2 separate regions of the Mus musculus genome follow, and region 2 is linked to region 1. The links are chromatin loops, found by intact Hi-C in ENCODE. Cell type or tissue: heart. All regions are shown on one strand. Links, peaks and the distances in the headings refer to the core of each region. The heading gives the core; the rest is flanking DNA. Region 1 holds the start of Pigx (phosphatidylinositol glycan anchor biosynthesis, class X). Region 2 overlaps Pak2 (p21 (RAC1) activated kinase 2).

The links. Peaks named below come from ENCODE experiments on the same cell type or tissue, not always from the same donor. Only the 100,000 strongest peaks of a DNase experiment are listed, where the experiment ranks them.
Region 2: it touches region 1 in a loop (2.4-fold over the local background); 6 of 42 quality-filtered maps call a loop at or near these places.

Annotation. Positions count from the first base shown.
Region 1 is chr16:32,088,957-32,103,757 of GRCm38, forward strand. It overlaps Pigx (phosphatidylinositol glycan anchor biosynthesis, class X), which reads right to left and starts at 10,771. Exons shown (of 6, transcript NM_024464.3): 1 at 10,514-10,771; 2 at 8,044-8,107; 3 at 3,388-3,529. The coding sequence starts at 10,613. It overlaps Cep19 (centrosomal protein 19), which reads left to right and starts at 10,833. Exons shown (of 4, transcript NM_025892.3): 1 at 10,833-11,155; 2 at 14,011-14,088. In heart, for the core only: no CTCF peak of the experiment used is centred there; a DNase peak (open chromatin) is centred at 10,825; H3K4me3 peaks cover 2,099 bases; H3K27ac peaks cover 1,426 bases.
Region 2 is chr16:32,034,026-32,049,340 of GRCm38, forward strand. Pak2 (p21 (RAC1) activated kinase 2) reads right to left here. Exons shown (of 15, transcript NM_177326.3): 3 at 10,456-10,556; 4 at 9,828-9,975; 5 at 9,121-9,152; 6 at 7,443-7,550; 7 at 5,774-5,906; 8 at 3,220-3,283; 9 at 870-918. Among named protein-coding and RNA genes, the nearest start is that of Gm26419, 24 kb to the right of the region's middle. In heart, for the core only: a CTCF peak has its summit at 8,526 (motif pointing right); no DNase peak of the experiment used is centred there.

The DNA of each region.
Region 1 (14,801 bases), core at 6,802-14,801:
CACACAGAGAAACCCTGTCTCAGAAACAAAAGAAAAGAAAGAAAAAATGAAATAAAATAATTATGTGTTTTTAAAACTGTGCTAAAAGTCCAGCATTGTGATGTACACCTTTAATCCCAGCACCTGGGAGGCAGAGGCAGGTGGATTTCTATGAGTTCAAGGCTAGCCTGGTCTATATAATGAGTTCCAGGCCACCCTAGGTTATATAGTGAGACCCTGACTCAAAAAACAAAACTAACCAAACAAAAATAAAATGTGTTTAAAACTATTTTAAAATAAATATCCTAAGCCAAGCAAGGGGCACTATATCTATAATCCCAGAACTTAAGAAGCTAAGCCGAGATGATGGCAAGTTCAAAGTTAGCCAGGGCACATAGTGAGCAAATTCCAGGTCAATCCAGGCTATTGTATCTCAAAAAAAGGGCACATATTCTACACTAAGAGAGAAAATACAGAGATGCAGAGGCTTGTTGTACTGGAAATCTGCGTATTCATATATATCCCTGGCTGGTCTGGAACTCTATGTAGACTAGGCTACCTTCTAACTCACAGATATCACCTGCCTCTGCCTCCTGAGTGTTGGTGCTTCAGGCATGTGGTACCACAGCTGGCTTTGGGTGCATTCTGATATTTGAGAATCTGTAGTGTAATAGAAAACAAAATTATTGCAGATATCATAAGCAAGAGCTAGTGAAATCCTGTATTATGTATTTATTTAGCAATATTCATGTGACATACACAAACACACGCACACACATATATGTGAATATACACACATGTACATCCGGGGATAGTGGATGTGCGTCCCTACCCAGGGATATGAAGACTGTATCTGGATGTGTGCACAAGAGTGCACACACACCCTCATGCACTCCTCCCTTCTCTTTAGATTTTCTTTTTTTTTTAATGGCTTGGGCCACCACTGCCTGACTAATTTTTATATTCATTTTCTTTTAAGATTTATTTATTTTATATGAGTATACTTGACTCTGTCTTCAGACACACCAGAAGAGGGCATCGGATCCCAATACAGATGGTTGTGAGCCACCATGTGGTTGCTGGGAATTGAACTCAGGACCTCTGGAAGAGCAGTCGGTGCTCTTAACCACTGAGCCATCTCTCCAGCCCCTCTTCAGATTTTCTATGCGAAGTTCTGACACACCCTGGAGAAACCACAAGCATTAGGTTGCAGCAAGCATTATAATGTTCCTATTTGGCTGTGACAGCAAAACCTACGTGCCTCTTACATGTCCTTTCCCTCCTACCCACAGGAATAGCAACCCACTAGCAAATGTCAGGGTTATATACAGACATGAATCATTAAGGGACCTCAGAAGCGACCACGTTAAACCACTGTCTCAAGAAGAGATTTACCAAATATTCAGCCACTACTTTAACGCTTAATGGCCACAAGGGAGCTCATTACTTTACAGCTCATTCTACTTACTGTTAAAAGGGTATTTGTTTTCCTAAGTGGAAACTTTATGTGCTGGCCTATAATAATACCAGTTGTTCTTGCTTATGAAGTTGCAATAATTCTGTTCCCTATTACACAGGCATCAGATCCTCCAGGAGCTGGAGTTTACAGGCAGCTGTGAACTGGAAACCAAAGGGCAGCAATCACTGTTACCACTAAGCTATTTCTCAGCCTCTTCATTTGCTCTTTTTTTTGTTTGTTTGTTTTGTTTTGTTTTGTTTTTCGAGACAGAGTTTCACTGTGTAGCCCTGGCTCTCCTGGAACTCACTCTGTAGACCAGGCTGGCCTCGAACTCAGAAATCCGCCTGCCTCTGCCTCCCAAGTGCTGGGATTAAAGGTGTGCGCCACCATGCCCGGATCATTTGCTCTTCTTAAAGAGGCCTAGCTGAGATGTATGTGTGTGTGTGTGCGCACTTGCACACACATGCACTTGCACATATACGTGTAACACACCATGTGCACATTTGGGTACCAGGAGAACAACCCCAAGAGTCAGCTCTTGCCTTTCAGCTTATGTGGGACATACTGCCTAGCTGGACTGTGAGCCTCTGGGGGGTCACCTTCAATCCTCTTCTCTCTCTCCCTTCTCTCCACACAAGCACCTGGATTTTACATGAGTTGTGGGGACTTGAACTCAGGTCTTCATGTTTGTAGAGCAAATGATTCCACCCACTGAACCTTCTCTCCAGACCCTTATTTACTTGAGGTCTTTCATCTTTCTTATATATTCAGTCATTCAGCACTATGAGTTTCTTCCTAAGCAGTTTTAGCAGCAACCTACTAATTGTGACGTATTTTTACTTTTCTATAATACACTATTTTTCATTTCCCCTATTATGTTACTAGCCACCAAATACTTGAGATCTGGAAGATGTCTTGAGGACCCGAGTTCAGCTTTCTTTTCTTTTCTTTTTTTTTTAATATTTATTTATTATATATAAGTACACTGTAGCTGTCTTCAGATGCACCAGAAGAGGGAGTCAGATCTTGTTATGGATGGTTGTGAGCCACCATGTGGTTGCTGGGATTTGAACTCAGGACCTTCTGAAGAGCAGTCAGGTGCTCTTACCTGCTGAGCCATCTCACCAGCCCCCGGTTCAGCTTTCTAGAACCCATATAAAAGCCAGACCAGTCCTGCTCTCTGTAACCCTGGAGCTGGTGAGGGATGGGAGGGGCGATAGGTAGATTCTGATCTGGCTGGTCAGTCAGTCTAACCAAAAGGACCACGCCCCAGGTTCAATGAGAGGCCGTGGCAAGACTAGCAGGTGTGTCCTTACAGAGGCAGGTGGGGGAATCACAGGGGTCACGAGGGGAGGAGCAGGCTTTTAGGTTCAAAAGCCTCCACAACCCTAGTGTGTGCTCGGCCTCCTGCTTGGGTATGAGCCCTCAGCCTGCCATAGATTCTGGAACCGTAACTCCAATTAAACTTCCATTTGTAAGTTGTCTTGGTAATGGTGTTTTATCATGGCAATAGGAGAGTAATAAGAGACCCAGCCACAAATCAGAAGAGGGAGAGATAGAGGACACATCCCATGGCAGCCTGTGGCCTTCACACATGCACATACAGTACACAAACACAGCATACACAGGAGCCAGTGTCTTTCCTATTACCCAAGCTGATCGCTCTTTATTAACCTTCATCTTCTCAGAGACAGAGACACACATGTATACATTAACTTGCTTAGTCACTGGCCTATGAACTATACCCCTGCAAAGCATTCAACTCCCTCAGGTTGGCTTGGTCCTGACAACTGTCACTCATTTGTTGAAGGATATGCCTACACTATTGCAAAAAAGTACTTTAAGAACTGGAACAAAACTACAATGTTGCTTTATCTACCATCTTACCTTAATCCACACCATAGTGTTCCTATGTTAATTTCTCTACAAAAGTTCCCCAGTATCTGTACCTCTGTTAAGTTCCTTTCTCGTAGTGAAGCCAACTCATAGGGATCCACAAAGAGTCCTGGTGGAATGTAATGCTTAATTAGGAGCCGGCAGGTCTGTAGGTCCTCAATGCTCTCTCCAAATTTCACTTTTATTAAAAGGTCTCTGTAAGATAAGGATATTTAAAGTAAATCTTCTCACTCAGTTATTAAATAAAAAAGATTTATATTACAGTCATAATATAAATATAGACACTATATTTCTAATTCATTTTCTAAAAATAGATTATCATGTCAAATGAAATACTAATAACACAGGAGATCACCCATTAAATGTTTCATAACTCATGCCATAAAGCCACAGCAAAGTGCTAGTGTGAAAACAGATGAAGATCAACATGAAGGAATAAAATCCAAAAGTAGTCACACCTATGTTAATATGTCCCAGAGAAGGACCTGTAGTATGATTGGTGGGGAAAGCAGTGTCTTTCAATAAGGGTGCCGACACGGGTTCTCTGTGTAGGAAAAGACTGTTTACTTCAGAAGTTCTACAAGCATTAACTTAGGAATGGAGATGGCTCAGTGCTTAAGAGAGTGCTGCTCTTGCAGAGGACCTGAGTTCAGTTTCAGACCCATGCTAGGTTTGCTCTCATAGCCTGTAACTCTAGCTCCAAGAGACTAGAGGCCTCTCTTCAGGCACCTACACTCACACATTCCCACAGGCCCACATATTCTTGCACTCATGTACACACACCTACAGGCACACACAGCTGCATACACTTACTCACAGGTACACATATATACACACCTGCACTCATATAGTATAGCCACAGGCATGCACAACTGCACACACTTACCCACAAATATATACACACCTGCACACATATACATATACTTACAGGTATCACACACATACACACATACCTGGACTCATGTACTCAGTAGGTACTCATATACATACACACACACATACACACAATAAGTCTTTTTGCTTGTTTTTTGTTTTTCAAGACAGGGTTTCTCTGTGTAGCCCTGGCTGTCCTAGAATTCACTCTGTAGAACAGGCTGGCCTCCAATTCACAGAGATCTACCTGCCTCTGATTAAAGTGCTGGGATTAAAGGCAGGCACTACTATCCTTGGCTAAAATAAACTTCTTTAAAAATTAGTTTAAGCCAGGAGGTTATCTTGAAAAACAAAAATAAAATAAAAAGTTAATTAATTAGTTAATTAATTAAAATAATAATAAAAATTAGTTTAAAATAGGCTACAAACTGGGGGAAGAGGGAACGTACCTATAATTTCTGCTCTTGGGCCAATGCAGAAGGATCTCTGAAACTTTAAACCCAGTTTAGGCTATTTGGTGAGATCTTATCTCAAAACAAGCCGAACACCGACATAAAATAAGGTGTGTAATTGTCCCAGCTCTCTGTCCAGAGGCAAATTCTGGACCACAGTGCAGAGGAGACCCAAGTACAGTATGGTGCTCTGCTTAAGAAAATAGCGAAACAGGTCATGAGAGACCAGAGCGGCTGGAAGCCACGGCATTAAGTCCAGAAAAGAGCTTATATTAAAATTAAATAAATAAAATTTAAAAATCCAAATAGAAATTCTTGGATGCTAAGATGAAAGTCCAGAAGCCTGAGCAAAAAAGTGACCAAGGAGCTGGGAACTAAAGCATTCCAAAACTTCATTCCAGATTAGAAAGCAATCGAGTTCTGACCGGTCACCACATAAAACACAAGCATTCAGTACAGACCCCAACAGGATAAGGGCTTAGAGAAGTTAGCCTCAAAGTGAAGACCTCCGTAACTCTGTACTAAACAAACGAAAGGTTATAGGCTCAATCGGATAAATAAAAGCCTTCTCTGACAGCAGGAAGAGCCCAAGAGTCTCTAAAGGAAGAAAACAAGAGCTACAAACAACAGCGCTTTGACAGGGTCAACATTCATCACACGCTCCTGACCATGTAGAGAGTCAAAACATGAACAACAGCAAGAAAAATACCAGTCACCAGGCGGTGGTGGCTCACACCTTTAATCCCAGCACTTGGGAGGCAGAGGCAGGCAGATGTCTGAGTTCAAGGCCAGCCTGGTCTACAAAGTGAGTTCCAGGACAGCCAGGGCTACACAGAGAAACCCTGTCTCAAAAAAACCAAAAAACCAAAACAAGAAAAAAAAAAGACCAAAAAAAAAAAAAAAAAAAAAAAGAAAGAAAAAAAAAATACCAGTCAACAGAAAGAGGCCGGCACAGACATGCTGTTTCTGTCTCGTCATGTGAATGTACAGTGCTACCTTTAGATCTGGTCAGCAAGAAAGTCACTACCAGGTGTGGCCTCTTGGGGAGGTTAGGAGTTTTGTTTTGTTTTTATTATTTAGTATCTATTTGTCTACTCAACACAAGCTAGGGTCACATGGAAGGAGGCAACATCAAATGAGAAAATGTCTACATCAGATTGGCCTGTGGACAAATCTGTCTTAACTGATGATTGACGTGAGAGGGCCAGCCTACTGTGGGCAGTGCTATCCCTGGGCAGCTGTACAAGACAGCAAACTGTACAAGCCATGTGGAGCAAGCCAGTCAGCAGCACTCTTCTACAGTCTCTGCTTCAGTTCCTGCCTCCAGGTTCCTGCACTGACGTCTCTGGACTGTGACCTAAGAGTTGTAAGATGACATAAACCCCTCCTCCCCATGTGGCTTTGGGTTCACAGTGTTTAATCACAGCACTAGAAACCCTAACGTAAGACATACTTCAACCTTGTACATCCAGAAATAGGAGCCAGAGCAAACCTCTTATCTTTTTTTTTTTAAAGATTTATTTATTTATTTACTTATTTATTTATTATATGTAAGTACACTGTAGCTGTCTTCAGACACTCCAGAAGAGGGCATCAGATCTCATTACGGGTGGTTGTGAGCCACCATGTGGTTGCTGGGATTTGAATGTTGGACCTTCGGGAGTAGTCGGGTGCTCTTACCCACTGAGCCATCTCACCAGCCCCTTTTTTAAAAAAATAACTCGTTTTTTTTTTTTTTTTTTTCCTTTTGGTTTTTCGAGACAGGGTTTCTCTGTGGTAGCCCTGGCTATCCTGGAACTCACTCTGTAGACCAGGCTGGCCTCGAACTCAGACATCTGCCTGCCTCTGCCTCCCAAGTGCTGGGATTAAAGGCATGTGCCACCACCGCCCCAAACCTCTTATCTTTATGATATTATGAAATGGAAGGGCAAGTGTACCTTAAAAGTCATAAAAGGGGCTGGAGATGTGACTCATAGATTAAGAGCTTTTGTTGCTTGTACAGAGGACCAGGGTTTTATTCTTAGCATCCACATGGCGGCTCACTATTGTCCGTGACTCCAGTTCTGGGGTATCCAACGCTATCCATCTTCTGTCTTCCATGGGTACCAAGCATGCATGTGGTACACACACATAGGCAAAACATACATAGAATAAATAAATCTAATAAATTTAATGTATCTGTAAATATACCTAACATGTCCAAGGATTTAAAGATAAGCAGAAACTTACTGAGGGAAAGGGAAGTGATTTGGATAATTATTTATTTTATGTGTGTGTATATATGTGCGGGCATGCCCTTGCCATGGCTAACATGTGGAGGTCACAGGACAACTCGTGGAACTCAGCGCTCTCCTTCCACCATGTTAGTCCTGGGGCAAGCACCTTTACCTGCTGCGCCATTTCACTGCTCAGCTCTGTTTGCTTTTCATTTTTTAAAGACTTAACTATAACTTCAAAAGATGTACAGTAAAATTTCTGAATGCCTAATTAAAAGCAATTAAAGACTGAATCATGAGAGACCAAGGAGTCAGAGCCAGTGAGAGCAAAGTGTGAAGCTGGAGCACGGAAAGAAGAAAGACTAGGGCTGGAGAGATGGCTCAGTATTCAAGAGCACTGACTGCTCTTCCAGAGGTCCTGAGTTCAAATCCCAGCAACTACATGATGACTCACATCCATCTGTAATGGGATCTGATGCCCTCTTCTGGAGTGTCTGAAGACAGCTACAGGGTACTCATATAAATGAAATAAATAAATCTTAATAAATAAATAAATAAATAAATCTTTAAGAGGGAGAGAAGAGGAGGAAGAGGAGGAAGAGGAGGAGGAAAAAGACTGGTATCAAAGAAGAAATAGAAGCAGTAAACTCGAAGTAATAGCACACAATCTAGTAACTACTTAAATGGAAAATAAACCACACTCATAAACCAGGCTGGCCTCGAACTCAGAGATCCGCCTGCCTCTGCCTCCAAAGTGCTCGGGTTAAAGGCGTGGCCACCACTGTAGGCTCGTCTTTCATTTCTTAAAAGTAAAATTACACATATATATGTACACAGTAAGCAATTATTAATCCACCATTATTTTAATCATTTAATCACTTCAATATATGAACCACATATGACAAATCTGTTACTCTGTAACTTTAAGAAAGCCAGGCTCAGTGGCGTACATCTGTAATTCAGCCCTGGGGTGAATGAGAGGAGGATCAAGAGTTTGAGGTTATCCCAAGCTACATGGCAAGTTTGAGGCCAGTCTGGGCTATATGAGACCTCGTCTCAAAACAAACAAGCAAAAAAAAAAAAAAAGAAAAAAAGGAAACAAATGTTCAGTTTATCCATAATTATTAGGCAGTTGTTTAATATAAGTAGAAATCAGTGGGCAACCTACCTGTGGAAACCATCTTTCAAAAATTCTTGCCTTAAAATAATTTCAGAACAAGTGGCCCTTACACCTATAAAAATCAAGACATTACAAATGAAAATACACACAGGGAGAGAAATCTTAAATAGTTAGAAAATAACTACTCTAGTCGGCTTTACTTGCTAGAAAAGTCTAACCACCTAACAGCGCAAGGTAAAAAATTTAAATGTTTACAAAACACATGAAACTCAAGAAGAACAAAGACCAAAGTGTAGACATTTTGCCCCTTCTTACAATTGGAAACAAAACACCCATGGAAGGAGTTACAGAGACAAAGTTTGGAGCAGAGACAAAAGGATGGACCATCTAGAGACTGCCATATCCAGGGATCCATCCCATAATCAGCCTCCAAACGCTGAAACCATTGCATACACTAGCAAGATTTTGCTGAAAGGACCCAGATATAGCTGTCTCTTGTGAGGCTATGTCGGGGCCTAGCAAACACAGAAGTGGATGCTCACAGTTAGCTATTGGATGGATCACAGGGCCCCCAATGGAGGAGCTAGAGATAGTACCCAAGGAGCTAAAGGGATCTGCAACCCTATAGGTGGAACAACAATATGAACTAGCCAGTACCCCCCGGAGCTCTTGTCTCTAGCTGCATATGTATCAAAAGATGGCCTAGTCGGCCATCAGTGGAAAGAGAGGCCCATTGGTCGTGCAAACTTTATATGCCTCAGTACAGGGGAACGCCAGTGCCAAAAAGTGAGAGTGGGTGGGTAAGGGAGTGGGGGGGAGGGTATGGGGGACTTTTGGGATAGCATTGGAAATGTAAATGAGGAAAATACCTAATAAAAAATATTTAAAAAATTTAAATGTACGCAGGTTGAGCTCCATAGAGATCTACTTCTGGCAGTACATCAGTGAGGCTGAGAATCTCTGCCACTGGAGTCGGCTTGTCAGCTTTCCATGATGTAATAGCTGTGCCTCTGAAGTAGACCAGGCCTCTCTGTGGCTGTCCCAGGCATTTAATACATGTAGAAGCAGTCAAAAAAGTGCTCCATACACAAAGGATTTTGTTCATGTGATTTTTTTTTTTTTTTTTAATACAGGGTTTCTCTGTGTAGCCCTGGATGTTCTGGAACTCACTCTGTAGACCAGACTGGCCTTGAACTCAGAAATCCGCCTGCCTCTGCCTCCAGAGTGCTGGGATTAAAGGCGTGCGCCACCACTCCCGGCTTGTTCATGTGATCTTAAGACACTATTCTGGCTCACTAAATCATGTCTGATACGTGATACAGCAACACAGCAACTTCTGTATTCTTATGCCCGTGTCTACAAGTCTGGGAAGATTGTACACTGATACTTTGTGAAGATGTTGGGAGAGGCTTTTTTTTTAAAAAAAAAAAGGCAAGAAAATGAGGGGCACATGAAGATTCAGTGAGTTCACTTACACACTTGGAATAAGCAGAAATCTTCATAAAATGATTCACTAAAACTATTATTACTCAGTGACTAAAAGTTCAAGACTGGTGAGATGGCACCACCTTTGGTTCCAGCACTCAGTTTGGTCTACATACCAAGTTCCAAGAAAGACCATTTCTCAAGTATCAAATATTAAGAAACAAACAAACCCTAAAGGTTCAGTAGCCAGGTACCCTGCTCTAAAACACTGGCAAGAAATGTGTGGGAAGAACATTAAAATAAGAGTGTGAATCACTGATAAACCTGTTACTCAGCAACATGAAGCCAGGAGAATAAGCAGTTGGGAGACGCTTGAGGGTCCTACAATATAAAAGCGAGTCAACAGTTGCTGGGGGCAAACTGCAGAGAAAAAGAGATGGGAGGGGGGAAACTAGTGTTAGGACTGAAGAGCTGTCTGGAAGTCGCTTAGTGAGCTCCAGGGTTGCAGTTTTCAGGACTCACCCATTTTATCTTTCTACTGATGCAGCTTCTTTTGAGTTATCCTTGCTTCTAGTAAGTAGCCCCTCACCCATATTTCTAATAGTAGCCCCAATTAAAAAAAAAAAATCATTGGTTTACCAAACTGGACACTGGTACAAAGGTTACCTTTCTGGAGTGAGCAGGTTGTGCGTGTGTGCGTGCGTGCGTGTGTCCCTGGGAAGTATGTCACACAACACATCACCTCACCCCTTCTCCCATACATGCTGTTTGGGCATTCTCACACTTCGCTGGATGCCGAGGGTTCACTGCCTCTCAGGCAGCACAAGGCATCTTCAGGGGAACCATAAGCACCCCAAGATACTTCGTGGCTTGCTGTACTTGTTTCGTACTTGGGTCACAGCGTGGCCAGTCCCGCCTTGGAAAGACAAAGCCCGGCTCTGAAGCCCGGGATGGGACCCCCAGCAAAGATCACAAGGAGGGAAGGGCGCACAGGGCCTTTGTTGCTAACTTCCTCCGGCCTCGGGTACCCCAGGCGCCGCGGGTGCTCCCCACCTCCGCCCCAGCTCCGCACACACTCGCTCAGCCCCCTGACCTTTACCAGCGCTGAAAGGGGCGTCGCTGAAGTCCGCGGCGAGCCTGCCGACCAGCCAGGCTGCCCAAAGGAGCAGCCAGGCCACAGCGCCGGCAGCCAGGACGCCGGAGCCCGACGCCCGAAAGGGGCGCTCGGGGCAAGCTGCGGTCACCGAAGGAATCTGAGCACGCTGAGCGCGCGCTCACCTTTCCCGATGACCCGAACAGAACTCGGCTAACACTTCCACCCTAGGATCTCCCTACAACTCCAGGTTCCGGAGAGGCCAGCCCCCTGGCCCCGCCCCTCGTCATCCCGGCCGGGGCGGGGCGAGAGGCTGCGCAAGCGCAAATTGAGAGCCTTCTGTTGCCTTGGGAACGATCCTCGGGGCGCCTAGGTGGGCCCTTGGACCGGGCGAGCTGCCTTAGGACCGCACTCCCCGCGCTCAGCCCCGCTTCCTGCCCACAACCGGATGCGTGCGGGCTGAGCCCCCTGCCTCTGAGTTCACCCCATGGTTATTCCTGTAGGCTATGGCTATCGCCGTTTCCTGCAGCGTCAGGCTCCACCTCGCCTCAAAGTCGACCTAAGCTCCTCTGTGCAGTGCAGTAGGATGGAAACCACCCCCTCACTGCTGTTCAGATGTGCACTTCCTGTACTTCTTCAAGGGTAAGTAGGGTCGCCTTGCATTGGTGAGGACATGAATCGGGACCTCAGTATTCCCTTCGGTGTTGTGGGGAACAAATCTCTAGTAGGAAAAGTATATCAGGTAAAAATACATTAGGTAAATGTAATGTCATTCCTCCCAGTGCGTTAGCTGACCTAGTGCTGGTGCTGAACGGCAGGCAGGTTATGGGGTCTCGAAAGTGGGAGGATAGTGTAATATAGCACTACAAACATGCTATTAAGAAATATGGACAAAAACAAAAAAAAAAAAAGGCCAGGTAGTGGTGGTGTATGCTTTTAATCTCAGCACCCGGGAAGTAGAGGCGGTCAGATCTCTGAGTTTGAGGCCAGCCTGGTCTACAGAGTGAATCCAGGGCAGCGAGAGCTTCACAGAAAATCCTGACTTGAAACAACAACAACAATAATAATAATAAATTAAAAGGAAAACTCTTTAGTGAAGACCTTACGTTATTATCGACTCTATTCACAAGTGTGGCCCTTTGCTTATGTTTGTAGACCATATAGTGTCTGGAAAGTTTACTGACATCACACTCTAGTGAGGTGAACTGGGAATAGTGTCTGGGCATTGGCTCAGATCAAAGGCAAAGCCCAGCAATGTGAAAGGCAGCACTTTATTATGGTTGACCTCATAGGAGTAAAAATCTCACATCTGTCAGTAGGGTGAGAATACAGACTGTGATCCTATATGATAAATCTACCTAGCAACCATAAAATTTGCATTTAATACAGGAAACCGTATGTATGAGATAAAACTAAACTGTAGTCTATATATGTATTTATATTTATGCATATATGTATGTGACATACATATAGCTAGAAAAAAGAATAGAAGTTAGATGAACATTTCATTTTCTCTTTCTCTCACTTTTATTCCTATTTTTCTTTTTTTTTTAAGATTTATTTATTTATTATATGTAAGTACACTGTAGCTGTCTTCAGACACACCAGAAGAGGGCGTCAGATCTCATTACGGATGGTTGTGAGCCACCATGTGGTTGCTGGGATTTGAACTCAGGACCTTCAGAAGAGCAGTTGGTGCTCTTAATCACTGAGCCATCCCGCCAGCCCTAAGCAATTCTTGTAATTAAGTGTACTTTGCCACTGAGGGTAGAGATGGAAAGAGAGAGCAGAAAGTATTAATCTGAAAATATCTGGTTTTTTTAAAGATTTATTTATTATTATACATAAGTATACTGTATTATTATTATACATAAGTATACTTCAGACACACCAGAAGAGGGCATCAGATCTCATTACGGGTGGTTGTTTGCCACCATGTGGTTGCTGGGATTTGAACTCAGGACCTTTGGAAGAGCAGTCAGTGCTCTTAACCACTGAGCCATCTCACCAGCCCATGTCTGGGTTTCTTATACCTGGAAAAATACTATAGTAGGACAAATGAGCAGAGGTAAAAGCCAAACAAACATTACTGTTTTGAATGTGGAGAGGCTGATTACCTACAAACCCCCCCACCCCCCCTTTTTTTTTTTTTTGAGAAGTAAGGGACCAGAGTTCCCAAACAGCTGTCCTGGAACTCAGGGCAATCTTGCTGTTTTGGCCTTCTGAGTTCTGAGATTACAGGCATAAGGAACGATGCCTTTCAGATCTGCCATTTTCGCTATTGATCCTTATGTTTCGCTATTGATCCTTATGTTGTCAGCTGACTGGGGTCAGTTTGCTCTAGCTGGATAGAAATCATGAGTAGAAGTTCCCAGGCCCTTGAGTGTCCAAGGCCTGGACTAGCACGTTAGATGATGACAGTTCCAGACACTGAGAGGTAGGGACTTAGGCCTCCTGATTTAGACGCTAGTGACGCATGGCTCTGGGTGCTCAGGTCAGATGCTATTAGCATCCATTTGGCAAGCATTTGCCAGATACTGTAATGCCCCTCGTCCAGCAGCTGTGAGTGCCACCAGAAGACAACATCTGCTGGACTACAGTTGTGACACTCCATTCCTACAATGGCTAGTAGTATCGCTTAAGGCCCGGAAGCTTCCTGAAACTCTTCAGCATCTAGTTCTCATAACTTCCGCTGCCTCTACTCCAGTGTTTCCACTTTGGTTACTTACTCTCTGGGACCTTCTGTTGCCCTCTTGGGGCTTCAACTGCTACTGTCAGGATGGAAGCTGCTACCAGTGTGCCAGTTTTACCATCTCTTCTTCCTTGTGCTGATAGCTCAGTCTGGTCTCCTAACACTAACGATCAAAAGCAGGAAAGAAAAGGCCACTTTAACCGTCTTTTAATGAGCCTCATGTTATAACACGGAACACCCGGAGCAGCACAATGAGGGCGTGTCCAGGTGAGTCCGGAAGTGAGCAGCCAGATGTGAGGCAAGGATGTTTGCAGCAATCATGACACAACCCCTCATGCAGAGGGATACTGTGGTCTGCATCGGAGCCACCACCATGACTGCTCCTCTGTCTAGAGTGAAAGCAGAAGGACTACTAATGCGCACCGAGGCTCCTGCTCAGCATGCTGCTCTCTAAGGCCTGTGCAGGCTGGTGGAGTGCTCGCAGTGATGGCGGTCTTCAGCTGCGCCTATAGTATCCTCGGAGAAACAGAAACAGAGAAAGAAAGAGTCTGGACAGTTAGGAGGAAAGGAATGACTGTCCCACCTCAGGCTGCTATAAGAGAAGGGCCTGTGAAAATGTTGCCCTAGATGGTCTTAAAGAAGCCTCAATGCAAACTAACAATTCTAGCAACAGTTAACAGTACTTCCTATTATTTAACAGTGTGTAACAGCATTTAACTCCTCCCCAATGCCCCAGAAAGATACATAGTAACCTTGCTTGTATTACTACACAGCATTGAACAAGATTACCCTTACTATGTTCCAGACTTGTACTGAGAGCTTAATGAAAATGGACACAATTCCTGCCTTCCTAGAGCAAACAGACTAACAGGGAAGATACCTGGTAAGTAGAACTAACCTCTTGATAAATAAAAGAACTGGTGGGGGTAGGCAGTGGTGGCACATGCCTTTAGCCCCAGCACTCGGGAGGCAGAGGCAGGTGGATCTCTTAAGTTTGAGGTCAGCCTGGTCTACAGAGTTCCAGGACAACAAGAGCTACACAGAGAAACCCTATCTTGAAAAAAAAAAAGAAAAAGAAAGAAAGAAAGAATTTGAAAAGCACAAGGTGATTAGACCTGGTCTAGTGGACTTCTCAACACTAAATGTTTATAAAATCAAAAGTACTGGGGGTGTGGCATAGCCAGTGCAGTGCTTGCCTGTTATGCTTGAAGCCCTGGGTTCCATCTTGAGCAAGCCCTAAACCAAGGTTAGTAGCACATACTGTAATTCTAACACTGGCAAATAGAGACAGGAGGATCAGAAATCCAGGGTCATCCTCCACTCCATAACAAATTCAAAGCCAATCTGGACCACATGAGATACTGTCTGGAAAAAGGAAAAAGTTTAAAGGAACAAAGAGGCTGAATCAGAGATCCTTTAGCTGAAACATCAAATTATTCTGAAGGCCAGCCGGTCAGTTCTTGGGCTCCCAGGAGGTCAGTGTGTAGTCTCTGGTACGAATGCAGCACACTAAGGGGTCCAGGCCGAATGTCATTACCGACTCAGAGATCCAACGAACTGAGTCAAACCTAGACCAAGACTCACACTGTGTAAGGA
Region 2 (15,315 bases), core at 3,950-11,949, 58 kb before region 1:
GTTTTTACATGTATACAACTTATACACAATGTTTGGTGTTAGTCTAAATTATGCTTGAATTTGTATTTAAAACCTTTTTAACTTGATTCTGTCTGTTTTGCGTATGTGGGTGCACATGTGCCATGGGTACACATGCTGAAACAGGGAACGAGGTCAGGAAAATGAGTGCTCTTTCCCAAGGAGCCATCTCACTGACCAACCCTAGATTTATCTTCAAGTTTACTAACCAACTATATAAAAAATTAATTTTTAAAATTCAAAACTGGTACATATTTTAAAATTATTTATTTGTGATACTAAACATATTCATTCTTTGTTTACCTAACATAATAACTGCTGTGAAGACTTGGCAGATCAATTCTTTTTTTTTTTAAAGACTTATCTATTATTACATCTAAGTACACTGTAGCTGTCCTCAGACACACCAGAAAAGGGTGTCAGATCTCATTACAGATGGTTGTGAGCCACCATGTGGTTGCTGGGATTTGAACTCAGGACCTTCAGAAGAGCAGTCAGTGATCTTAACCACTGAGCCATCTCTCCAGCCCCCCCACCCCCCTGCAGATCAATTCTTATGCCAGCTCTAGGGCTAGGGAGATAGCTCAGCTGGTAAAGCTCTTCCAACCACTGAGATCTGAGTTCCTTCCACCCCAAACACTGCTGTGGTGACATGCACTCATAAAACCTAGGAAAGTGCATGCTAGGGAAGTGCATGCAGGCAGACCTGCTGGCTTCCTGGATAGCCAGCTTCACTTATTTGGTGAAGACAGCCTCTGGTCACTGCACATTCATGATCAAGCATGCATCGATTCTCCTCTTTCCTATACAAAGAGCCAACATGCAAACATGCAGACTTGAACAGTAGCTACCTCTTGCCCCAGGGCCACATCAGTGGCAGTAAAAACTGTTCCAGAAGCCCTGCAGGAAAAAAAAGACAGAATGAAATGCAAGTTCTTAAATGACTGTATTTACACAATTCAAAGATCTCAGACTTTGAACAACTAAAACAAGATTTAACATGTTAGACTCAGAGTTATGCAAAACAAAGAGGAAAATGAAAAGGCAATTCTTACAGCCAAGCCTTACACATGATATATTTCAGACCTATAAAAATATAGAAAAAGCAGCACACACTCACAAACCTACTTCTATGCTTAAGAAAAAAAAGAAGTGGTGTGGTGTGGTGGTGCATACCAGTCAGCCCAGCTCTCAGGGGAAGGAGACAGGGAATTTCAGGCCAGCCTGGTCTATATAGAATACACAGTGAATTCCAGGACAGCCAGGGCTAGGTAGAGAAAGATTGTGTCACACGAAAAAAACAAAAACAAAAAAAACAACAAAAAACCAAACTATCCAAAACAGAAAACAAACCAAAAAAAAAAAAAAAACCCTTTTCTAAAAAACAAAGACCTACAGCAGAGAAAGACCTACGGCAGGGTATCCGTGCCTAGGACCTGCACAGAGTGTGAGGCAGGAGGGCGATGCTGACTCAGTGCTAGTTTGGATGTCAGAGAGTTTGTCTCAAGAAAACAAAACTCAAACCAACCACCAAAATCAAATAATGAACCATGACAAACTTGAGGGCTGCCTCCTACCCTTGTAACAAGACCCTCTGATGTATATGTTCTGTGTGTATCCTGGGTTTGATGTGTGTAGAAAGAATATCTATGTCTGTATGGATGTAGCACCTAATAATAATAATAATAATAATGATAAAAATAAATTTGCTTAGGTAAGAAATATAAGGCGGGACATCCTGGAGGAAAAAGAATTCTGAGAGAGAGCCAGGCAGGAGATTCACCTGGGAAGATGTGAGGAGACAGATGCATGGTATCTGAGTATAGGTAACCAGCCACGTGACAGAATGTAGGTTAAAATAATTGGGTTATCTAAGTTATGATCAAGTCAGAGAAAAGACTAGATATATGATCAAGGAATTTGTAAATATATTTGGAGTCTGAGTCTTTTTCTGGAAGCATGGGGCTGGAAGGAAGAACCAGACCCTAACCTTACAGATGGGTACCATTCCTAGGCCATTTTTTTTGAACTTCTAATCACAAAAAGACATGGGTATGTTTCTTAAGAAAATATATTTGACTTTATTTTTAAGCTTCACAATATTTTGTCTCATGAATTTCTCTGCAATTTTAACACTGGATTTATAATTGTCATTTATACACATAAGAATTGCTTTTGTTCATTCATCATTATTACTATGTAACTTATCTATTATATGTAAAAATACAAAGGTTAAAAAAAGCCAGAGAAATAGCTCAGTAGTAGAGCTATTCATGCCTAGATGCATGAAGCTCTCTCTAGGTTTAATCCTCGGCATTGAAAAAAAGGTGATTTTCATTTTCTTTTTTTTTTGTTATTAAAACCAGTGCTACAAATGAGACTTGTAGAGAGAATAAAAGAAAAAACCAATACTGCCAAAAGCCTGCAATAAGTATTTCAATTGTCTTTAAAATATATTATGAGTATAAAATTTCTATCTATCTGATCCCTCACCACCTATGGGAAATGACATACAGCAAAAAGCAATGAAAACTACACACAGTGACACACAACTGTAGTCACAGCACCAGGGAAGCAAAGGATGGAGGATCACTAAGATTTAACTACACAGTGCATGTGGGACAGCCTGGGCTACATAGGGAAACCTTATTGAAGAAGATGATGATGGAGGAAGTAAAAAGGAGGATTAGAATAGGGTCAGGGAAAGAGGGAGACAGGGGAAGAGAGGGCAGACAATGTAAAGCTACTATTAACCAGTGCTGGATTACGCTTATTTTTTTGAGACAGGTCTCACTATGAGCTAAGGCTATTCTCCAACCTGTGGCAATCCCTCAGGTGATGGGTTTGCAAGTGTGTATAATTACAGCCAATTTAGAAGTGCAGGGTCTTTTTGGTTTTTTTGTTTTGTTTTGTTTTTTTCGAGGCAGGGTTTCTCTGTGTAGCCCTGGCTGTCCTGGAACTCACTTTGTAGACCAGGCTGGCCTCGAACTCAGAAATCCACCTGCCTCTGCCTCCCGAGTGCTGGGATTAAAGGCGTGTGCCACCACGCCTGGCTAGAAGTGCAGTTTTATTTTAATATAAATACATAATATACATACAAGTGTGTTATGAATTTACAATCTCCCAGGCAGAACAGTTCTGTGCTCAGTGTCAGAGGGAGGTGCCATAGTGAATATGATGTCAGAAGAGAGCAACACTTACCCTTGCCCAATTTTTTCATATCTTGTGTATTTTTTCTTTGGGTCCCCTATGCTCACAATAGTTCCTGTTTTAAACAAAAATCAGAAATCAGTCAAGCAAACTTAATGCAAACAAAATTTGAGAATTATTCCTTTTAATAATCTACACTGATTATAAAAGTGTTTTTCCATACACCAAGCTTCAAAAATAATGTTTTAAATAATCAATACTAAAGACAAATAATTAGGGACTGGAGAAATGTCTCAATGCTTGAAAGCACAGAACCTGGGTCCAATTCCCAGCACCCACATAGTGGTTCACATTGTCCCAGAACTCCAGTTCCAAGGGATCCCACACCCACCTCTGCCCTCTGCTGGCACCAGGTATGCACTCAGTACACATACATACAACAATACCAAACACACACACACACACACACACACACACACACACACACAAACACACGCATGCGCGTGCAGCTTAATACACATAATTTTAAAGTTGAGAATTAAGAATAAGAAGCAATAAAAGGTGGTTGCACTTTTCCATCAGTTGGAATGTTTGTTAGTTTGAGACAGGGTTTCTCTGTGTAGCCCTGGCTGTCCTGGAACTCCCTCTATAGACCAGGCTGTCCTCAAACTCAGAGATCCACCTGTCTTTTGTTTCCTGAGTGTTGGGATTAAAGCTGTGCATCACCATTGTTGACAAGGTTAGACTTCTTACTCACTTTCTTAGAAATCATGACATTTTAGTATAACCAATTGCTTTGTAAGCCTAAAACTCATGGGGTCCTCAGAACGGAGTGATATATTACTAATTTAAAAACCAAAACCAAAACAAAACAAGGCTAGTCTGGAACTCAATACATAGCTGAAGATAACCTTGAACTTTTGACCTTCTTGCTTCCAACTCACAAATGCTGGGATGCAAGTATTCAGCATCCTAGCCTATTTATGTAATGCTGGGATCTAACATCTCAGTGCATGCTAGGCAAGGACTCTACTGAGTGAGCTCCATCCTCAGCCCTTTTCTTAGACTATTATTTGTTTGAGATAGCCCTGACTAACTCAGAACCTACTTGTAGCCTAGGCTAGCCTTGAAGTCATACCAATACTCCTGGCTCAGTCTCCCAAGTACTGAGATTTCACAGAAGAGTCTTCATGCCTATCTAGGACTTTGATAAACTGTGAAATTACTTACTAACAGAAATAATAAGTGAATAAATAGCAGAATAACCCATAAGTGGCTGTTCAAATGTTTCTAGTCCATCTTCTACTTTTCTGTATCCTTATAAAAACTAAGTAGGGGGCTGGAGAGGAGGTTCAGCGGGTTAAGAGCACTGATTGCTCTTCCACAGGTCCTGAGTTCAAATCCCAGCAACCATATGGTGGCTCACAACCATCTGTAATGAGATCCAATGCCCTCTTCTGGTGTGTCTGAAGACAGCTACAGTGTACTCACATACATAAAAAATAAATAAATAAATAAATCTTAAAAAAAGAAAACTAACCTAAGTATACTGAAAAAGATCTTTAATATGCTAAGAGATACTAAATTCAGAAAACTGTGGAAAAGTCATAATTTAAATTCAGATTTACTATTAGGTCAAATGGGAAAAAAATAACACAGCACTGTCACTTGTTCAAGGTAAGACATGAACATGTGACACTAAGTCAGAGTAGTCTACAAGTCCCCACCGTAAGCCGGCCATTTCACTCTGAGCTCTACAACAAAGTCAAACCCGCAGTAAGACAAAGCTGCAGAGGGAGCCACAGCAAAGAGGATGAGATTACTGAGCCATGACTTGATGGCAGTAGCACTGCCCTGGCTTACTGCTTGAAGTAGCAGCTTTCCCAGGAGAAGGATGTATTTCTACGAAAGGCTAGGGTACAAGCAGGTTCACACTTTATAATAAAGTACTGAAGAATAAAAGCAGTAACTTTATGACTTAAACACTATCTACATGGAGTCTTTCCCTGACTCGCCCGCCCTCTTTTTCCCGCTTCCTCTTCATCCTCCTCCACCACCCTACCCCCACCACAGCAGTGAGTGCTCCTTGGAGCTGCTGGAGATTTACGAGCAGATATTATTGTTACCTTTTAATGTGTGACCTAAGGAATCAATGGTGGGTTGTAAGTTAAAAGGAAATAAAAGACCCTACCCAGTACACACTTTATGCTGACGTACATTACAGAAGGTCACTTTCTTTAGGAACATTTGTGTGTTTACTGTGTTGTGTACGGAGATCAGAACACAGGGATTGTTCTTTTCTTTCTACACTTGATCCTAGGGATGGAGCTCAGGTCGTGAGACTTGGTGTTGTGTCCTTTCTCTCAGAACTGTCTTGCCAGTCCGTAAGAGACATTTTTATATAGGTTTGTACTGAAAAATTGTAAATGTGCATACAAACATACAAAGCCCCTTCCCCTTCGACAGAGTTTCAAATTATGTCCTTTCCATGTGGTTGGCAGGGATCAAAGTTTTGCACACACTAAGCAAGTGCTCCCAAGTGAGCAACAAATATCCCCAGCTCTGGGACAAATGTTTTTACAAAAACAAAGGACAGACTGCATACTTAATTTCTCCATAATCTCTTCATCGGTCATCTTGGCTTTCTTTTTCTGTTTGTCTGAAGACTTGGCACCACTGTCAACATTAGAATCACCAACTGGAGCAGGAATGGGGTCGATGACAGACCGTGTGTAAATCTGCAGAGATATACATGATGAGACTTACTTAAGAAAAAACATTTTCAGATGATCTTGGTAGCAGAAAATTCCTTGTTTCCTCCTCCCACTGTTTTGAAGAATGGGAACAGTACAGTCACACAAGGAACACACAGCTAACAGGCACAGTGGTGCATGTCTATAAGGCAACAGGTATAATGTGGTACACAGATATACGCATAAAATAAAAACCCTAAAAGAGCAAGCTAGGCATGGTGGCACACACTTGTATTTGGGTGCTTGAGAGGCAGAGTCAGAGGTCAGGAGTTCCAGGCCAGCATCAGCTACATAGTGAGTTAGAAGCCAGCCTAGACTACATGAGACCCCGGCTCAAAATGAACCCCAACATAACATACTAAGAGAAAAGAATAGGGGTTTTGATATTGAAATAACTGTAACTACCTGCCCTGTAAATTTTACACAAATTCAACATTTCCCTTTCCTTTCAAGCAGCCTGTCCTGAGGGAGAAAGAATAGTCGTCTATCCCTGCAGCAGTCAGAGCCGCCTGCTGAGCCTGCTCCGCCCCGCGGCAGCACGATGTCTGCATGCCATCTCCCCACAGCGGAAAGGGCAGTGCTGGAGCAGTTCCTTATTGCATGGAGCCACTCTTAAAATTCTCTCAGTTGGTGAGTAACTTCAGTCTTAAATAATACCTCTTCATTGGACATACAGCCCTTTGAGAACAAGATTAAAATATATAATCCAGGGAACAACAATGATCTAAGTTTTAGATATAATAGTAACCTATATTGAGAAACCTAAAGAAATAAACACTCTTTAGAATGGGGGAAAAATCTAGAAAGGAAAGCCTCATGAGTTAAGTATTTTAACTTTTGAAGAAGCTGTTAATTTTCTGTTTGTTATTTGAGAGATAGGGTCTAGCATATTAGTATGTAGCTCTAGCTGGCCTGGAACTCTCTAAACCAGCTGGCCTCCGACTCACAGAGACTACCTGCCATGCTGGGATTAAAGTTGTACACCACCACACCCACTCAGGACATTATGTTTCAAAGTTGTTCTTATGAATTTTAATTTACTTATTGTGTTTTATATGTGTGCACACACGTCCTAATGTGCACGTGGCAGTCAAAGGACAACTTGCAGGAGTAAGTTCTCTCCCTCTACAATATGGTCCCAGGGATTAGATGCCAGCTGTCAGGCTTGCTGGCTGAGGCATTTCATCAGCTCCAAAAAGCAGGTTCTGAAAAATATCTAAGTTTCTCCACAATACACGGGTTGTTTGTTTGTTTGTTTGTTTGTTTTTGGTATTTCAAGACAGAGTTTCTCTTTGTAGCCTTGGCTGTCCTGGAAATCACTCTGTAGACCAGGCTGACCTTGAATTCAGAAATCTGCCTGCCTCTGCCTCCCAAGTGCTGAGATTAAAGACGTGCACCACCACTGCCCAGCCATAATACAGTATTTTAAGCTCAAAGGCCTTTTAACATTTTGACAGCAAGTTCAAACACACACCAATTATTTCAAGACACAGAGTTGGGGGTCATCAGCCTGTCACTCACTGATTTTGTATGATCTGGCCGAGGGGCAATGACGGGAGGAGCAGCGTCTTCATCATCATCATCTTCCTCTGTCACTACAGCTGATGTCTCTGACCCCTTGGTGTTCAGCTGCATTCATCACAGCAGCAAAGAGAGGATAAACCAATAACATCAAAGGTTAACATGGGGCTCCCCTATAAAAACAGTCTTAAAAGCTTATTTCTTCAATAGCTAATATAAAAACTACCAAACTTCACTGGTTCCAATACAACCAATTAAAAAGTAAATGAATATATACGGTGAGTATCATTTCAGTGGGAGGGGACTCTGCTAATGACTGATCCTGAGGTCTGTGTATGGTGTGACTGCTCTACCACTGAGCTACGTTCAGAGCTCCCGAGTACACTGGGGCACTATTCCTGCCCTTTACATAAGCACACACGGTGCTCTGTTAAGTAAGCAATCTTCTTAAGACCAAACTGAAGGTTCTCTGGACTCTGTAGACATAAACCTCATTTTGAGGAATTTAAGAGATCCAGCTTCACCAGTTAACAAAGCAAGAAAAGGAGCTGACAAGTTTTGTTTTGTTTTTTAAACTATTTAGAATGTGACACAATTTACCACACTCAGAACGGTACTGGTAGGGGTTATGGGAGGAGAGACTATGCCATCCAGTTCACCATATTCAGGTTCAATCTGGAAACAGTGGAAGAGTAATTAAATTGCACTGGAAGCCATTATAAAGATTAAACTGCCCAACAAGCAAATCCTATTTACTTAATATGGTTTCTTCAATTAAACAAATGGCTAACTTTAAAAAAAGAAAGAAAGAAAGAAAGAAAAAACAAAGAGGTATTTATCTGATGGCTAATTTTACTTTATTTTTGGTTTTTTAAGATACGGTCTTGCTAGTCACCCAGTCCTTCAAATTCACAGTGATTACACAACCTTGGCCTCTTGAGAGTTGGGGTTGGAGACATGGCTACCACATTTACACTTGATCTTAGCCAAAAGGCAGGAAGCGATGGCTACCACATTTAACTATTTAAAGATGTATTTATTTTATGTATGAGTACATTGTTGCTATACTCAGACACACCAGTAGAGGGCAACAGATCCCATTACAGATGATTGTGAGCCACCACGTCATTGCTGAGAACTGAACTCAGGACCTTTGGAAGAGCAGCCAGCGCCCTTAACTGCGGAGTAATCACTCCAGACCCTTGTTTTTATATATTTACCAAGCAAATTAAAATAGACTTGTTCTAGGCAACTGTACTGGCTAGTTTTGTGTCAACTTCACACAGCTGGAGTTATCACAGAGAAAGGAGCTTCAGTTGAGGAAATGCCTCCATGAGATACAACTGTAAGGCATTTTCTCAATTAGTGATCAAGGGGGAAAGGCCCCTTGTGGGTGGGACCATCTCAGGGCTGGTAGTCTTGGTTCTATAAGAAAGCAGGCTGAGCAAGCCAGTAAAGAACATTCCTCCATGGCCTCTGCATCAGCTCCTGCTTCCTGACCTGCTTGAGTTCCAGTCCTGAATTCCTTTGGTGATGAACAGCAGTATGGAAGTGTAAGCCAAATAAACCCTTTCCTCCCCAACTTGCTTCTTGGTCATGATGTTTGTGCAGGAATAGAAACCCTGACTAAGACAGCAACCTAAATCAGAATGCAAATTATAATAAATTATTAACTTACTGCTGGTGTTCCAGAAGGGAAGCCATCTTTCTCTGAATGTGAAACAGAAAAGATATGTATTACCAAACTGAGAAAGAAAAGTGAACTGGGAAATCACACACACACACACACAAGCAGACAGGGTTTTGCTATGTAGCCCTAGCTGACCTGATATTTGCTATACAGTCCCTGCTAGTTGTTGTTTCTCCCCCTACCCCCATCCCTATTTTAGATTTTATTTATTGCATGTATAAGGTTGGGCGTATCCTTGGCTGCTGTGGAGCTAGAAATACAGACCAGTATGGCTTTGAACACACAGAGCTCTGTCTACCTCAGCCTGCTGAGTGATGGGATTAAGGTGTTTTCCAAAACGCCGGATGGATGGCAAAGCACTGTCCTGTCAGAGCTGATTTATGTCACAAAGTCACTTCCACTACAGCCTACTCACAACAACCATCTCAAGCATGACCTTGTCTATACATTTAGACGCTTTGCCTTCCATTGCTGGAAGTCATTTAAAAGCATCATAGAGGAAAAGGTTAAATAAGCAAAGAGCTCAAACATCCACCAACTCTATTTCTGGCAAAATGATAAGGTTTATATAATCACCAGACATCAACACTCTCTAAAGGGCAGATTTATGCAGGAGAGAAGGAGCGACAACAGCTATACTTCCATTGTTGATTGTCCCAGAAGGAATCTTTTCTCACCACCGTCTGGGGTCTTACCAGGAGGAGTGAAACTCAGGTACTTCTGTTTCACAGTGTTGGAGTCGTAGAACTTCAAGACATCCAGCACTGCCTGAGGGTTCTTCTTCTGCTCGAGTTTGGTAATGTTGGAGGTCTGCAACAGCCGCGCCCACTGTTCTGGCATGCCCTAACCAAAAGAAACCCATAAATGAGTTATGGTTTAATGCTCGAATAAAAACATTTCACAGACCAATGACAATGCCTGCACAGCACATGTAATGGAAGGCTGTGAGCTGCTGTGTGGGTGATGGGAACTGAACCAGGTCTTCTGCAAGAGCAAGTGCTCCTAACTGCTAGGCTAGCTCTACAGCCGGTACTTACTTACTTTTGAAACAAAGTTTCAACTATATAGCTCAGCCTGGCCTGAAACTCTGAAAACAGTCTGAGTTCCAGTTGCCTTAGTTGCCCATAGCTGCCTCAGTGTTGGGATTACAAAAGTACAGTAGTTTTTATTTTGTTTTTCAAGACAGGGTTTCTCTGTGTAACCCCAGCTGTTCTGGGACTCACTCACTCTGTAGACCATGCTGGCCTCAAACTCAGAGATCTGCCCACCTCCCAAGTGGATTAAAACTGTATTCCACCATGTCTGGCCAAAAGGTAAACTTACAGTGAACTCTCCCGTAACAGCATCAAAGCCAACATGGATGGTGTGCTCAAAATCAGATGGGGGAGAAATCTCTGGCCGTTCTTTTTCTTTCTTTTTACTTCCTGGGGGATGGGGGAGAAAATTATCTCTTTAAACAAGGCTATCTATGGCACTTATTACTGTATTTGTAAGTTCTGAAACCAATTATGAATGAACTTATGATAGGAACTGATTGATATCGACATGCACCCTGCTGGACACAATTTACGGGCGCCACTTGTGAAAGCGACCATCTTTCCCTCCCTCCTCCTCCAACCTGATTTTCTGAGACAGGCCTCATTCTCCAGCCCACATTGGCCTCAAATTCAGGGCAATTCTCCTGTATAGCCTAAGAATATTAAGGTTGAATACATGAGCCACAATACCTGGCTTACACTTTTCTTTTCATTACAGTCTGTAAATATTACATCTTTAAATTACCGAACTCTCCTATAGTTGTACTGTAAAAAAAAATTACAACATTCTTGCAACATCAGTAACATTTTTTGCACATTCAAATACATCAATTCCTTCTCCTCCCCAGTCCTCCTCCTCTAATCTGTAGCTCTTAAAACCAAGGATCTATTTCTGGATGCTCTGCTCTCTTAAAATCATCTGTCTATCATTATGCCAATCCTGTCTATCTTGATTACTGTCATCCTTATAACAAACAATCAAAGTATAGTCTACGTCCTTTTTTTTTTTCTATATGAAAATAACAATGTTTCACATTTCTACAAAAAGCCTCCTAGGGCTGTGACAGGAATTGCATTAATCTATGAATCTACTTAGAATTTATATACATCTTGCATTCTGATCCATGGCCAACCACAAATCGTGATTGCTGGGAATTGAACTCAGGACCTTTGGAAAAGCAGTCAGTGCTCTTAACTACTGAGTCATCTCTCCAGCCCCCAGCCTGTTCGGTTAATTTTAAATACTCCTACTAAGAATTATTTCTCATTGTTCTTTGATCACTGTTTTCCTCTGATAATAATGTTTTCTTTTTAAATATCTATCTATCTATCTATCTATCTATCTATCTATCTATCTATCTATCTATATATCTATATATCTATTTATTTATTATATGTAAGTTCACTATAGCTATCTTCATACACTCCAGAAGAGAGCATCAGATTTTGTTATGGATGGTTGTGAGCCACCATGTGTTTGCTGGGATTTGAACTAAGGATCTTTGGAAGATCAGTCGGCGATCTTAACTGCTGAGCCATCTCACCAGCCCAATAATTTTCTTGTTTCATGAATTTGTCTTCTTTCCTTAAAGGTTATGCTGTGTATACATGTATGTTGGCTGAGTTATTTGGCTTGTTGGTTTTCTACTTAAGTGGAATGCGTCTTTTAAATTTCTATTTAATAAAATTATAGATATTTGGATATAGATTTTTAGCCTTGGCTAGACTTGATTTCATTTAGTAGTCCAGGCTGGTCTCACAGGCATGTGTCATCTGGTACTCCCTGTTGCTCTGGGCTCTTCTGTCTTCGAATTTTCTTCAGATGTCTGGTGACTCTTTGCTGTCCACTTCTACAGAAAAACATTACACAACTAACTGGAAGACAAGCTAGATCAAAGATGAGGCCAGGGTTCAGTGTGTCAGAAGTGCTTTCCCTAGGGAAACCTTCCAATGTCTGGTCTGAAGGTGGGACAGGCAGAAAGTACTCTGAAAGCAAGGCAGACAAAACAAGTCTTGTATGATGACTTGGACCAAATCTTTACTTTTTATTCTGATGCTTCAACTTTCTAGATTTTCCAAGGAGAACATACGTATTGCCTGCTAGTGGAGTGAGATGGTGAATCCTGACACATGTGATTCTACTACAGTGCTGTCTGAGAGTCTGTACATACGACAGTAATAAACATGCCAGCACATGCTTTTCTTTGCTCACAATGACACTACTCATCTAGCACTCACAGGAAACAATACCACTTTTTGACCAGTAATGACACATTTCTGAAAAATGTCCATACTTCCTCTAGATCCTCCAGGTACATATATTTATCAACAAGAGATGTGGCAAGAAGGCAGGTCACATCAATTATGGAAAGGAGTAGAGGGAAAGTAATTATTAAGCTTTCAAAAAATTTTGTCTTTACGAAAACACACAATTACACCTTCCCTATGCAACCTTTCATTTTCCACAGACTGACTAGAGTAATCGGAGGCTAGAACTTCTAGTTCTCTTTTTGTCCCTGTACTTACACTCATACTGCAAACAGGAGAAAGTATTTGCTGGCTATACACTAATAGTTTAATTTGTATACCGTTTTTGTAGAAATGACAGAGAAACAAAACCTTGTGTATTAAGAAAAACATTAAAAAAAAACCAAAAACCCAACCCTCCTCCGAAGCTTTTCTCCTGGGAACTTCCTCACCACTTCCCAATGTATACTACTGGGAAAGATGCTATATGTCCTTCATCATGGGTATCTAGTCCAACATGGGCACCAACTTCAAGCTACATAAACCACACTGTCCCACACTGTCCTAACATTCCAGCCAGCTGTTTTACAGGGTGACTATCTGAGTTCCAGAAAATCACCATAGTTGTGGTGGCCAGATTATAAATAAGGGAGGCCAGCTGGTATGGACAGAATGTTTCATAAATGTTAAGGGCTATAGAAAACATTACAGGAAAACATGAACGTGACTGAGCAGCCCAGAGATGTACCAAGATATATTATTAGTCCAATCAAATAAAAATGACAGGCAAGCAAAGTGCCTCAGTGGGTAAAGATCCCTGCTGCCAAGCCTGACGACCTGAGCTTGATCCCCTGGACACCCGTGGTAGAAGGAAAAAACCAACTCTCACAAGGTGTCTTTTGACTTCTACACATGCACCCTGATTCAAAGCCACTTGCATGCACACAGGCTTAGTTAATGTAAATTTGTTTGTTTGAAACAGTACCTCTCACAATATCATGCCCTGGCTGTCTGAGAACTCACAGAGATCTTCCTGCTTCTGTCTTTGCTTCCTGAGTGCTAGGAATAAAGTTATGTCTCCACTCCTGGCCTTTTTTTTTTTTTTTTTTTTTTTAAGATATAATTTCTCTGTATAGTCCTGGCTGCTATGGAATGCTTTCTATAGACCAGGCTGGCCTTAAACTCAGAGATCTGCCTGCCTCTTGAGTGTTGAGATTAAAGGTGTGTACCACCACCACTGACCAAAAACAAGGAGGAGGAAGAAGAGGGGAGGAGGAGGAAAAAGAGGAAGAGGAAGGAGAGGGGGCTGGAGAGATGGCTCAGCAGTTAAGAGCATTGACTGCTCTTTTAGAGGTCCTGAGTTCAGTTCCCAGCAACCACATGGTGGCTCACAACCATCTGTAATGGGATCTGATGCCCTCTTCTGGTATGTCTCATACATAAAATATATAAATAAATCTTTTTTTTTAAAAAAAAGAGAAGCCGGGTGGTGGTGGTGGCACATGCCTTTAGCCTTTAGTCCCAGCACTTGGGATTTCTGAGTTCAAGGCCAGCCTGGTCTACAGAGTGAGTTCCAGGGCAGCCAGGGCTACACAGAGAAATTCAGTCTCGAAAAAAAACAAAACAAAACAAAACAAAAGAGAAAAAGAAGAGGAGGAGGAAGAAACCCTAGATTTAGTGACGAAATATATTCATGTTTAAAAATGTAAGTCCATTTTCCACGTTTGCTTGTCATAGACCATGGAAAATTCTTGAATCACTTCTGAAACCTATTTAATAACAAAACGGCAGCAGTAGGAAGAGGCAGTAAAATCCCAAGTCACATGTTGACATGAAATCTTAAGGCCACTGCCTTTTTCTCCATGTCACCTAACTGAAGTCACTGTGAAGAACAGCCTCATCTGAAGTTGAGCCTAGTGTCTTGCGATCCCAGCACTTGGCAGAATGAGCTAGAATTCCACTGTGAATTCCAGAACAGAAAAGAGGAAGAAAGAAAACATTCATCTACTTGAACAGAAGACTCTTCTTTTCTTGTGATTTACAATAGCTTCAAGCGAGAGAAACCAAACTTGTTCTGTCACACACAAGGTATTTATTCTCAGGGAAGTAGGTGAAGTATATACTAGTATTAACATTAATACTGGATTTCTGGGCAAGAAAGATGTTCACACATCATCTTTGTAACTCATCGGATATGAATATGCACACAGGCTGAATTATGGAGTGTAAAACTGCCTCAGTTGATGACTGCCCCACCAACTCAACACCTGCTATATGACTAAGCTCACTGCCATTTTCATTATTAAAACTACCAAACTGGTTGAGGGCTCCTGCAAAGCCCGACAGTTTCAAGGCAGTCAGTCTTAGACCTTGTTTCTGTATGGCTATTACCAGTACCTCAAATAGAAAGGTAGCCAGCTCTCTTGTCCTGACTGAAATTCTGCAATGATTCCCCAGGGGGAAAAAAAAATCTCAACTCCATACCACAGAATACTAGGCCCTTTGTGACCAAATCGTTCCCACCTTTTCTGCTGTGTGCAGTTCTGTGTGAATATCACACATGCCTGTCATTATCAGGTGCCCTGCTGTTAAGTCACATTAGCCTGCAGTAAGTTCCTTGAGTGCACATGCTCTTATGGCCTGGCCATTCTTCTCTAGGCACAGAACACACTTAGAATGCTGCTTCATTCCCACTCTTTAGTCTCAAGCTGATTTCATTTCTGTAGGAAGCCCTCCCAAATATTCAAATTAGTCAGGCACCTTACACTAGCACTGTGGCACTTTTCATAGCTCACAATTACAAGCTACAACATTTCCCCACCCTGCTGAAATGAACGTAGGGTCTCACCATATGCTAGGCACTATGTTAACCCATGGGTTATATAGTCCTAGCTCCACT